Linked DNA regions of Mus musculus: region 1 is linked to region 2. A link is a loop called in an ENCODE intact Hi-C map of the cell type or tissue named here. Cell type or tissue: heart. All regions are shown on one strand. Each heading gives the region's core, and the rest is flanking DNA. Links, peaks and the distances in the headings are about the cores only.

Region 1 (5,163 bases), core at 504-4,503, 270 kb before region 2:
TGCCTGAAACCCCAGGGGAGAGGTGCCATCGCATCTCTGGAGATTAGGAAAGGGGATGGAGTATTACCTGGTTATGGCTAGGCTCCCTGGAGACCCCTGTAACGCTCCTGCTCCTCCGACTTTCCACATACACAACCTCGCAGCAAGCCTGATCCTCATTGTGCCTGCTCTTGCCAGCATTGATGACCCTACCAGAGAGCGTCCCACACCAGGTTAGACACCAGACTAGGTCCTGGAATAACCCCCACCTTAGACTCACATACACACACACATCCTCTCCTGCTCGCTGGCCAAGCTGAAAAAGGTCACAGCTGCCTGGGCTCCAAGCCAGAGGGAAGAGGAGAAGGCAGGGCCAGCAAGAAGTACTGTCTGGCGGCAGAACGTACAGCCTCATAGAAAGGCCCGCAACAGTAACTGCCTGCCTCAGTTCCTCCATCCTTGGCTAAGGAGACTTTCCGGAAGGTGGTGCTGGGGGTGGGGGTGGGAGTGGCCAAACAGGAACAGTAAATTTTACTCCCCTGCTGGTCAAAATACTACACCCCACCTCCAGTCTCAACCAGCTCAGACAGTGATTCATGGCACCTTCACCTTCATGCACACATTAACCCTCATCCTAAAACGACCCAGTGAAAGTTCCGGTTTTTCTTAAGAGTGGGTAAGCGCTCCGGCCCAAATAGGGTATGTAGACCCACCTGGACTGGGCAGGAATCTCTTAGCTACAAACCCCTTCCAACGGAGAAGCTAATGAGGAGGTGCGGGGCTACCCACCACCTCCTTCCACGACCTCAGTGCCCCCATTCCCCTGGTGGCTTGGCTTGGCTTTCCCCGAAGATGATTTTAAAATATACAGGTTCTGAGAGTACGCTGATCTCTACCGGCACCTATCTGTCTACACACCCATAACCAAAGGGAACCGTCGTGCTCTGCGGGCGGACCCCTCCCCCGCCCGGGAAGCCAGAGGCCTTCTGGTGTCGCGGGCTATTTCTGGGTGTGGAGGGGGAGGGGACCGGTAAGAAGGACAGGGAACTGGGGAGCTGGGGCCAGGAAGCGGATGAGCGAGTCTTTCCACCCGCGATCTCCCTGGCAAAAGGAACTAGTCCTTCTCAAACCTCCCCTCCCCTAGCCTGTGAACCGCGGGCCGCGACTTGGAACCCGCCAACTCATCCTCGGCGGTGCTCCCTGCGCCCTCCCTGGGTGGGGACTGTCCTGAGTCGACGAGGGGCAGGGTGAACAAGGTCCTGAAGAAGGTCGTGGAATTTGCACCCCGTCCGGGGGATGTCTGGGAGGGGTGCAGGTTCCTGGGATGGTTCCTGAAGCCGGGATGCGTCTCCCGGGAGAATGGGAGTCCCATCCTCGTCTGGGAGCCCCGGGGCGCTCACTCGGCATAGCCTGTGCTCCAGGGCAGGCGGCGGCCGGTGTCTGGGGGGCTTTGCACAGCCCGGCCTGCGTGGTCGTCGGCGCGCCGCAGCCCTCCGGGGCTCAGCTGCAGAAAGGTGGGTCGAGAGAAGCTCACAGTAGTCTCCGCGGTCTTCTGGGGCGCGCCGACCTGGTTCCCAGGCTTCTCCCGGGAACTCTTAGGTGTTTCTTGGGCGGCGGGAGGCGCTGAGGTAGCGTTGGGCAGATCTGGGGACTTGGAGCGCTGGGAAGAAGTGCCACCCGAGCTCACCAGGTGCGCCACGGCTGAGCGCACCCGGTTTAGCATGCTGCCTCCGTGCCCCGCCCTCGACCGTGGGCCCGCCCCCTGAGAGGCCCCGCCCCTAGGGTTCCAGGTGGGCGGTGCCCACTCCTGGTCCTTAACAAACTTCCCCAGGCTCCAGGCTACCCGGGAACTGCTCCACCCGCTCCTCGCCTCCGCATCCCTGCTTTGTCCCGCCTGAGTGTCAAAGGGGAAGGGTCTATTGTGGGAAAGAAGCGGAACGAAGGAAATATTTCAACCATGCTGTAGGTTAGACATCCGCTAGATTTAATCCGCTAGAATTTGCCCATTATGACGAGGGTGGGCGAGGCAGCCTCCTCGCGCTCGGTTGGGGGTGGGCCAGCCAGAATGGAGAATTATAGAGCTGATGACTTCAGAGCGAAACATCCTCTTGGGTGTGAAGGGTTTGGTGTGACAACACTTTGGGTTAGGGCTGCAGAGTCGAGAGCAGAGAGAACTGGTGCTAGTCGCGGTGCTAACCAGGCCAGGCAGCCTGAAGGCACTATTCTTCCTAAAGGTCACCTCCACGTTCGAAAGAACAATTGTCACTTCCATCCCACTTTCTCAGAACCGTACCTCCATATTTAGACGTCTGCTGGCCAGTTAGTAAGGTTAACGACATAGTAAATAAATATGATTATTGAGGGCTTGCTCCACACTGGGCCCTCTATAAGGCACGGTCTAGTTGTTAGATCACTATACAAAACGATGCAAGGTAAGCTACACCCATTTTACAGATGAAGTAGGAGTAGACAGTCTCCTGTTCTTTTATAGACTTGCCTAAGATTCACGCAGTCACTTAGAGATTCATACCCATGTCAGAACCTGCTACAGATACTGGCTTCTCTGGACTAGGAAAAAGGCCCAGAGGGGAGCGGGACTCCTAAATTTCCACCCTGAGGTTGCAAGCAGAAAAGCAATGCTGAGCAAGTTCTCTGGCTACCGCCAGGGGGAGACAAAGGCCAGGCCAAAAGCGTGTGTGGGTCGCAGGAAAGCCCACTACGATTCACACAGAGGGGCTGTTTTTCTCTGTCTTCTCTCTAGGGAAGGATTACTGACCCGATTCAGAAAGAATTCTGTCCTTATACTTGGGCTTAGAGAGTTGATCACTATCCACTCCTTCATCTATCCCCAACACACAGTTTAGCAGAAGTCAAGGCCCTTCCTTGAGGGAACCACGACTCCCTGTTCTTAGCTGAGACTCCACCTCAAGGCACCCAGCTATGTGCATCCTGTTCATATCCTGGGCTAACCTGTGCCGCCTTTCTCGACCACTTCTAAATAAAAATTACACAGTGGTCATTCAAAGTACAAACTTGCTGTAATTAGGTCTGTGTTTGGGGGTAGGGGAAGGGCAGGGCAGAGAAAAATGAAATCACCAGGGTAGAGGTGGGGAGGACTGATAAAATCAGACTCAAAGGCAGCCAGGGGCAAAGAACATGCATACTGCCACTATGAGTGTTTTCTTCCTGAGAAAAACTGAAGCCAACTGTCTGATAATGTCAGTGGGAAGCCAAAGACTGGAGAGAGAGAAAAAAAAAAGCTTTAGTTTTATTATTCAGTGTTTCTGGGTCAGTTTATCTATCACCTTTCGGCATCACCCAGCTTCTGGGCTCTTCACAGCATCCACAGTGTGACTGCAAAGATGGGCCACGCCACAGAACTGGGGTCTATTGACCCCTGGACTCCAGTATCAGATCATGGACAGGGATGCTAGCTGCTCCCCTGAACTCTGGAACCACTCTGGCTCCCATCTATAACCAAACTCTAGGGCTCTCGTGCATCTGAACCCCTCTCCTATTCCTAGACCATCAGACCTCTTCAGTCATTCCCGGCCCTCTCCCTGAGGCAGTACAGTGAGAGCAAGGAGGAAGAAGGCAGGAAAAGTTGGTGAGATGCTTACCCTGCTGGGAGCTGAATGACACTCCTCCATTACAGAGGAGAAGGGGGTGGGGCGGGAAGAGGGCATTCTCAGAACAAACATGGTGGCACACATCTATAATCTTAGGAGGCAGAGGTAGAGACAGGATGAGCACAAGTTGGTGGCTAGCCTGAGTACATAGTAAATTCCAGACTAGCCAAGGCTACATAATGAGACTTGGTCTTAAAGAGGTAGGGGGAATGGCTTAGCAGGCAAAAGTGCCAAGCCTGATAACCTGAATTCAATTCTCAGCACCCTGGAAAGAGAGATCCAGAGAGAGGGAGCGCCCCGTCCCGGGCTGTATGCTCAGGATCCAGAAGCAGGGTCCTTCTTTGTTTCCCCCACACTATTACGTTCCCAAACCTTCCTTACTCTAACAGGTACATACACCTCTGCTGGGAAGAGGCAGAGTCACAGCACACTTCTACCCTCAAGTGTTTAATGAGCCCAAAACATGAACCTGTCGTATTTTTGTTGTTGGGACTATTGACTGTCTTTCTGATGAAGATACTAGAAACCTCAGATTTGGTTTCCAAGGTGAGAGTCACACCCATTATCCACAGGGCCATTCATGCCTGGTGAAACCTTGCAGCCTGGTTCTCCACCCCGGTACTACCCTTGGTCCTCCCACGCAGGAGGGCAGCACTTCTGTGCTGGAAGTATATTTTTTTAAATATTTATTTATTTATTTTATGTATATGTGTACACTGCAGCTGTACAGATGGTTGTGAGCCATCGTGTGGTTGCTGAGCCATCTCTCCAGCCCGTTGAAAGTATTTACTATCCTTCCCGGGTGGCAGCCGGGAACCCCTGTGGTAAAACAAACAAACAAACAAACAAAACAAAACAAAGAAAAAAAAACCAAAAACTATGCAACTTGAGAATCTTCTAATACAGTGGTCTGCTTTTAGTGCCTGGGAAGCACCTTAAATAACACTTGATTGTACTAACAAAGAACTGGATTTTATACACACACACACACACACACACACACACACACCACCTCCTTTTCTCTTTCTTTCCTTTGAAGATGTGGTCTGGCTAAGTAGCCATTAGCAGGTCTGGAACCTTGTGTAAACCATACAGACCAAACTTCCTCAAACTTTCAGGCAATCTTACCTTCCCATCTCCCTACCCCTGCTGTGCTTTTCTTTCTTTGTTTGGGTTTAGAAGGTTGTTCGGTTTGGTTTGAGTTTTATTGTTGTTTGTATGTATGTATGCTTGTTTGTTTGTTTTTTTTGTTTGTTTTAGATAGGGTCTCACACTTAACCCCTGCCTTGTCTCCGAAATTCTGGATTACAGGTGTGAAACCCTGTCCGAGGTCTGAAGAACTGAATTGTAAGATTTAATGAGCTCGGATTTAAGTAACAGCCTACTGCTGGTCTAAATGAATACTACTCCCAGATGCAACGCCTATCCCCATCCCAAAATACCACCTACCTCCTTGAACTACTAGACTAGGGGCCACATTCCTGAAAGTTTTAGTGACCTGCTATAATTGATGTGTTTTGCTCAAGGAACTGTCCCTGAAAAGAGAGTCGGTGGG
Region 2 (5,163 bases), core at 579-4,578:
TTCTCTGTGCAGCCCTGGCTGTCCTGGAACTCACTCCACAGACCAAGCTGACCTAGAACTCAAGATCAGCTCGCCTCTGCCTCCCTCGTGCTGGGATCAAAGACATGTGATACCTGGATCTTTTCTTAATCATATGCAAAAGTCAATACTCGGCCCAGGGAGATTTTTCATGAGATAAAGGTGCTTGTTGTTCTAAGCTGATGACCTGCGTTCAGTCCCTAGGATCCACAAAAAGATGAAGGGAGAGACTTACTTGACAAGGATGTCTACTCTGACCTCTATGCTAAAATCATGGCATACACACACACCACCAAATATCACACACACACACACACACACACACACACACACACACACACACACACCCCAGTGGTTGGAGGGATGGCTTATTAGTTAAGAGCACTGAGTGCTTTTCCAGAAGATCCAGGTTCAATTCCCAGCACTCAGAGGATATCTTACAACAAATGGCCTGTAATTCTATTCTCACAACCATCTGTAATGGGATCGGATGCCCTCTTCTGGTGTGTCTGAAGACAGCAACAATGTACTCACATACATAAAATAAATAAATAAATACATAAATAAATCTTAAAATAAATTTGCTTGTGACCCAAGCACTCAGGAGGCTGAGACTGAATGCTCTTGAGTTCAAGGCCACCTTGGACTACAGACTGAGACCTCTATGCTGTAAAAATATAATTGGAGTTGGGCTGGGTAGAGAGATGGCTAGGCAGTTAAGAGCACTGGCTGTCCCCCGCAGAAACCCAGGTTTCATCTCTGGCACCTACAGCCTTCTGTGACTCTAGTCTCAGAGGATCCCTTGCCTTCTTCTGGCCTCCTCAGGGACTACATACATGTGGTACACAGATAACTTATGTTAGCAAAACACTCACACACACTGAAAAAAAAAAATCAGGGGCTGGAGAGATGGCTAAGCTCTTGTTCCTCTTCCAGAAAGCCCTTGGAGGCCAGAAGAGGGCGTTAGAATCCTCGAAGCTGGACTTCATGCTGTCCAGTGTGTGTGTGCTGGGAACTGAACCCTGGTCCTCTGCAGGAGCATTGTGTGTTTACTGAACAGCTAAGCCATCTCTGCTGTCCCCGAAGTGTACATTTTTGATGAAGTCCAATATCTCTATCACTTTTCTGGCTTCACATTTTGCTTCAATGGTAATAAATAGTAGTTGCTGTTAGTTTTCATGGTCATGTTTACTGGGAGAAGAAGGGAGAAGAAGCTGAAGGAGACACCTTTCTAAAAGTCCTCTGCAGTAGACAAGCACACGAGGACAGTCAGAAAAGTAATTTTAACCCAAAGGCATGACATGGATGGAAATGGTGTGTGTGTGTGTGTGTGTGTGTGTGTGTGTGTGTGTGTGTGTGTAAGTGCCACAGGGTGCATATGGTGATCAGAGGACAGGGACTTGCAGGAGTCAGTTGTCTCATTCTACCATGTGGGGTCTGCGAATTCAACTTAGGTTGATACACTTGGTGGCAAAGCTATTATTGATGAAGCATCTTACCCACCCTGTTTTTCGTTTCTCCTCTTCTTTCATACAAAGCATACTATGCAGATGAGGCTGAACTGGGACTTGGGTTCTCCTGCCTCAAATTCCCAAGGAGTGCTCAGACTGCAGGCGTGCTGGTCCACACCTGGCTTGCAAAGTCTTTGAAAAGTATAGACACTATATGTCAGTGAACCATTACTGATATTTTCATTTTTACTCATTTTGTAGGTAACACACAGCGGAGAGATCACAAGGTAGCTAGATTCCGCTGTTCCCAGTAAGTCTTTTTACTTCAGGATAATTTCCTTCCAGTCTTCTTAACTTTGTTGATTGCTCAAAAACCTCAAACAGAAACCAGAAAACCCACATCCTCAAACCAACGTTTTATCTATTTGTCCCACTTGTTCTTCTGAAGATGAAACAATATTTTCCCAAATCGAGGAAAGAATTTTCTTTAGAGACAATTATTGAACTCCAGGCTACTGTAGAAGCCGGAGGTGTACTGACTAAATAGCGCCTCTGCCAATGGGAACTTGAAGTCCTTTCACAGTGACAGCGTGCCATGCTCCGGGAGAACCAACTGCCACATTTTTTCAGGGCAGGGAGTTCGGCCGCAGAGGCCGCCCTGGTTGGGCTCCGGAGACTGATGTGGTCGAAGTTAGGTTTAGATCGCGCACTTATTTGCAGCTGCTGCTTGGCATGCAGCCCTTGTGCCATTCCCTTCTGCAGGAGCCTACAGAATAGGTCTTTTTTCACTACTACTGCAGATCAACCGCAGTGAGGATTTGGCGTTTCGGGTTTCGCTTTTTCCATTCTATTTCAAGGCCCTAGTGCGCCCACAAGCGGAGGAATAGCTGCAGAACTGCAGAAGCAGCTCGGAAAAGGAGAAAGGGCCGCTGTAATGCTCGCCTCCTAGGGGGCGGGGCAATCGTAGGCCTCGCCTCTCTCAGAACCCAATTTCCGACGCAACCTCATCCCGGGGCTCCGATTGGCTGGCTGCTGAGCGTGAGTACGTTGCGTCGCGGGGCGGGGCGGACGAGCGGTGTCTGTCAGGGTTTCAGCTCTACGCCCCCGACCGCCGCCCCCTCCCCTGCGGTAGCGTCGTTTCCTCCTCTCGCCCGCTCTGAGAGGGGACAAGTGACAGCCCGGGCTCCGGGTGGCGGTTTAGCCTCCGGGCATCTCTCCTCAGCCGACTCTCTGAGCTAGCTGCTGTTCTCGAGCGGGTCCCGGCCAGGGGAAGATGGCGGCCGCGCCCCGCGGCATCTGGGAGCAGCGGCGCCTGGGCTGTGGGTTGGGACCCCTCGCACGGTTGCTCATCCTTGCGCAGGCGCTGCGGCTGCTGCCCGCTGCCCGAGCCGGCCTGTGCCCGGCGCCCTGCGCCTGCCGTCTTCCTCTGCTGGACTGCAGTCGCAGGAAGCTGCCCGCGCCCAGCTGGAGGGCACTGTCGGGCCCGCTGCCCTCCGACATCTCCAGCCTGTGAGTAGAGGGTCCCAGGGCGCGGTCGCCACCGAGTTCGGAAGGGAGCTGCCTTATTGAGATTGTGAACTTTGAATGTTAGGGTTTCCCGGTACTCGTGGGAAGATAGGGGTTAAGATCTGGGGTCTGTGACGTTCCGGGCTGGAGATGTTTAATGTTGGACTCACGGGTCCTGAGCAGCACAGCTGAGACTCTGGATGGCTGTGGGTCGGGTCCAAGTGCAAAGCCCTCTTTGGGCTGCATCATTTTTTTTTTTTTTTTTTTTTAAAATTCCAGCTTGACTGGTCCTTGGGCACGTGATGCAAACACGATCTCTCCCAAAGATACAGGATCTCTCTTTTGTCCCCAGTTCTCCCATCGGCTCATTGTATGTTTCAGTTTTGATACTTGAGTTCTTGATAGGGTTGAAAACCTCTGCATGCCTAAGGAAGATCATTGCTGATCTCTAATGTTTTGTAAGAGCAGTTATTCTTTAGTAGTCAGTTTAAAGAGGGGAAAGATTTTTTTTCCCCAAATCACGATACTTTGTCTTCACTATGTTCCTTTGAGTTAAAGAACCTTCATTTCAGATCTCTTTGTTTATGTATGAGAATCCAGTGCAGTGATCGAGTGGATTCTCTAGCTCTGACTTTAAATCCTGACAAACTTGTATTAGCTAGTGGCATTTGGAGAGCTCACTGCTCTGAGTCAGTAGGCATTAAATAGAACAGTAGGTATTAAATGCTGCAATTATGAGACTTCTTAGCCACCAACATACAGTTATGTCTCTGCCACTAACTGATCAACGTGCTTATTAATTGACTTCTAGAGTTACCTCTGAAAAAGAGTTATCACTAAAAATAGTTTTGTGATATAATTAAAATACAAAGATTGGTTAGGTTCTTAATGGAAAAAGAATACAGGTAGAACATCTGTATTGCAGAGGTTAAGTATACATTTGCAGAACGTATTTATAGGTTAGCATAGATAGGAAAGAAGCTAATTCCTGTATTCATTGAGAAAATTAGTAACTGCTACAGTTACTATAGAATTGCAATATAGTAATACAGCTCCTGTCATTTTGTGGTGGTTATATCTGAGGCTTATTCTGGTTTGACTCAGACTTTAGTATTATCATTTAGCATAGTCTGAATTAATCCAAGCACAGCATCTTCTTTATACAGTAGGTGCCTTTTTTGAAGAAATTGATGAGACAGCTACCTGATTATGATAGACTGAATCTGACATAGGTTTAAAAACAGTCTGACTTAATGTAACTAATTGAAGTAAACATGGCCTGCTTTTGAAGATCCTTCAGTGAGACTTGCTGAGTGTGTTTGTTTAGTATGCATGAAGTTGGGTTTGAACATTAGTGCTGAAAAAAATAAGAAAAAAATCATTAGCAAGTATATAGTAATGTTACCAAAGATGCTAATTGCCAGAAGATAACTGACATTTGGATTTATTTATTTATTAATTTTATTTATTTATTTATTTTGTTTTTTACCTTTTGTGTTTTGAGAGGGGATACTGCCAGGTAGCTCAGGATAAGCAACTCTCCATCCTCCTGCCTCAGCTTACTGACTGCTGCCCACCATTCCCAGCTTGCATTCAGAAAATTGAAATAAAAATTAAATTGACATTTTTAGTTGAAGTGAAATGCCTTGGAGAATAAATTCCCTTATAGTCGATTATTTTGAATATAGTTTCACTAAAAATACCAAATCACAGGCAGAATGCAGCCATGTTCTTTGTCAGGGTGTCATTCGAATGGGCTCTAGTTTGGTTGCCTATAGAGTCCTTGTTCTCTGAAACTTAATGAGCATAGAGTCTACTGCTTATACTGTTATCAGCATTTTGGCATCAATGTATTGCTCACTAACTTCTTAACATTCTAGGGCTTTTCTAACCCATAACTCAAAATTCTGCTATTTTCCTTTTGCAAACCAGTTCTAAGAGCCACAGAACAGTATGATCAGCATATTGCAACAACAGCCTCACTTCTTAGTGTGGAATTTTTATATTAGTTAGTTACTCTTTTTTTTTTCTTTTGGTTCTTCAAGATAGGGTTTCTCTATATTGTCCTGTCTATCCTGGAACTCACTCTGTAGATCAGACTGGCTTCCAACTCAGAGATCAGCCTTTCTCTGCCTCCTGAGTGCTGGGGTCAAAGGCATGGGCCACCACTGTTCCTTTTCTTGTTGCT

Evidence for each region. Hi-C counts contacts between places; a loop is a spot of excess contacts. Peaks named below come from ENCODE experiments on the same cell type or tissue, not always from the same donor. Only the 100,000 strongest peaks of a DNase experiment are listed, where the experiment ranks them.
Region 1: a loop joins it to region 2, with 4 times the contacts of the local background. A loop is called at or near these places in 1 of 42 quality-filtered maps.

The regions. Positions count from the first base shown.
Region 1 is chr3:104,777,626-104,782,788 of GRCm38, reverse strand. Ppm1j (protein phosphatase 1J) reads right to left here and starts at 1,733. Exons shown (of 10, transcript NM_027982.2): 1 at 1,380-1,733; 2 at 68-188. The coding sequence starts at 1,702. It also overlaps a transcript of Tafa3 not described here. In heart, for the core only: a CTCF peak has its summit at 2,639 (motif pointing right); DNase peaks (open chromatin) are centred at 1,168, 1,758 and 2,638; H3K4me3 peaks cover 1,849 bases; H3K27ac peaks cover 1,588 bases; H3K27me3 peaks cover 1,580 bases.
Region 2 is chr3:104,509,271-104,514,433 of GRCm38, reverse strand. Lrig2 (leucine-rich repeats and immunoglobulin-like domains 2) reads left to right here and starts at 2,516. Exons shown (of 18, transcript NM_001025067.2): 1 at 2,516-2,978. The coding sequence starts at 2,743. In heart, for the core only: a CTCF peak has its summit at 2,348; a DNase peak (open chromatin) is centred at 2,393; H3K4me3 peaks cover 2,666 bases; H3K27ac peaks cover 1,956 bases.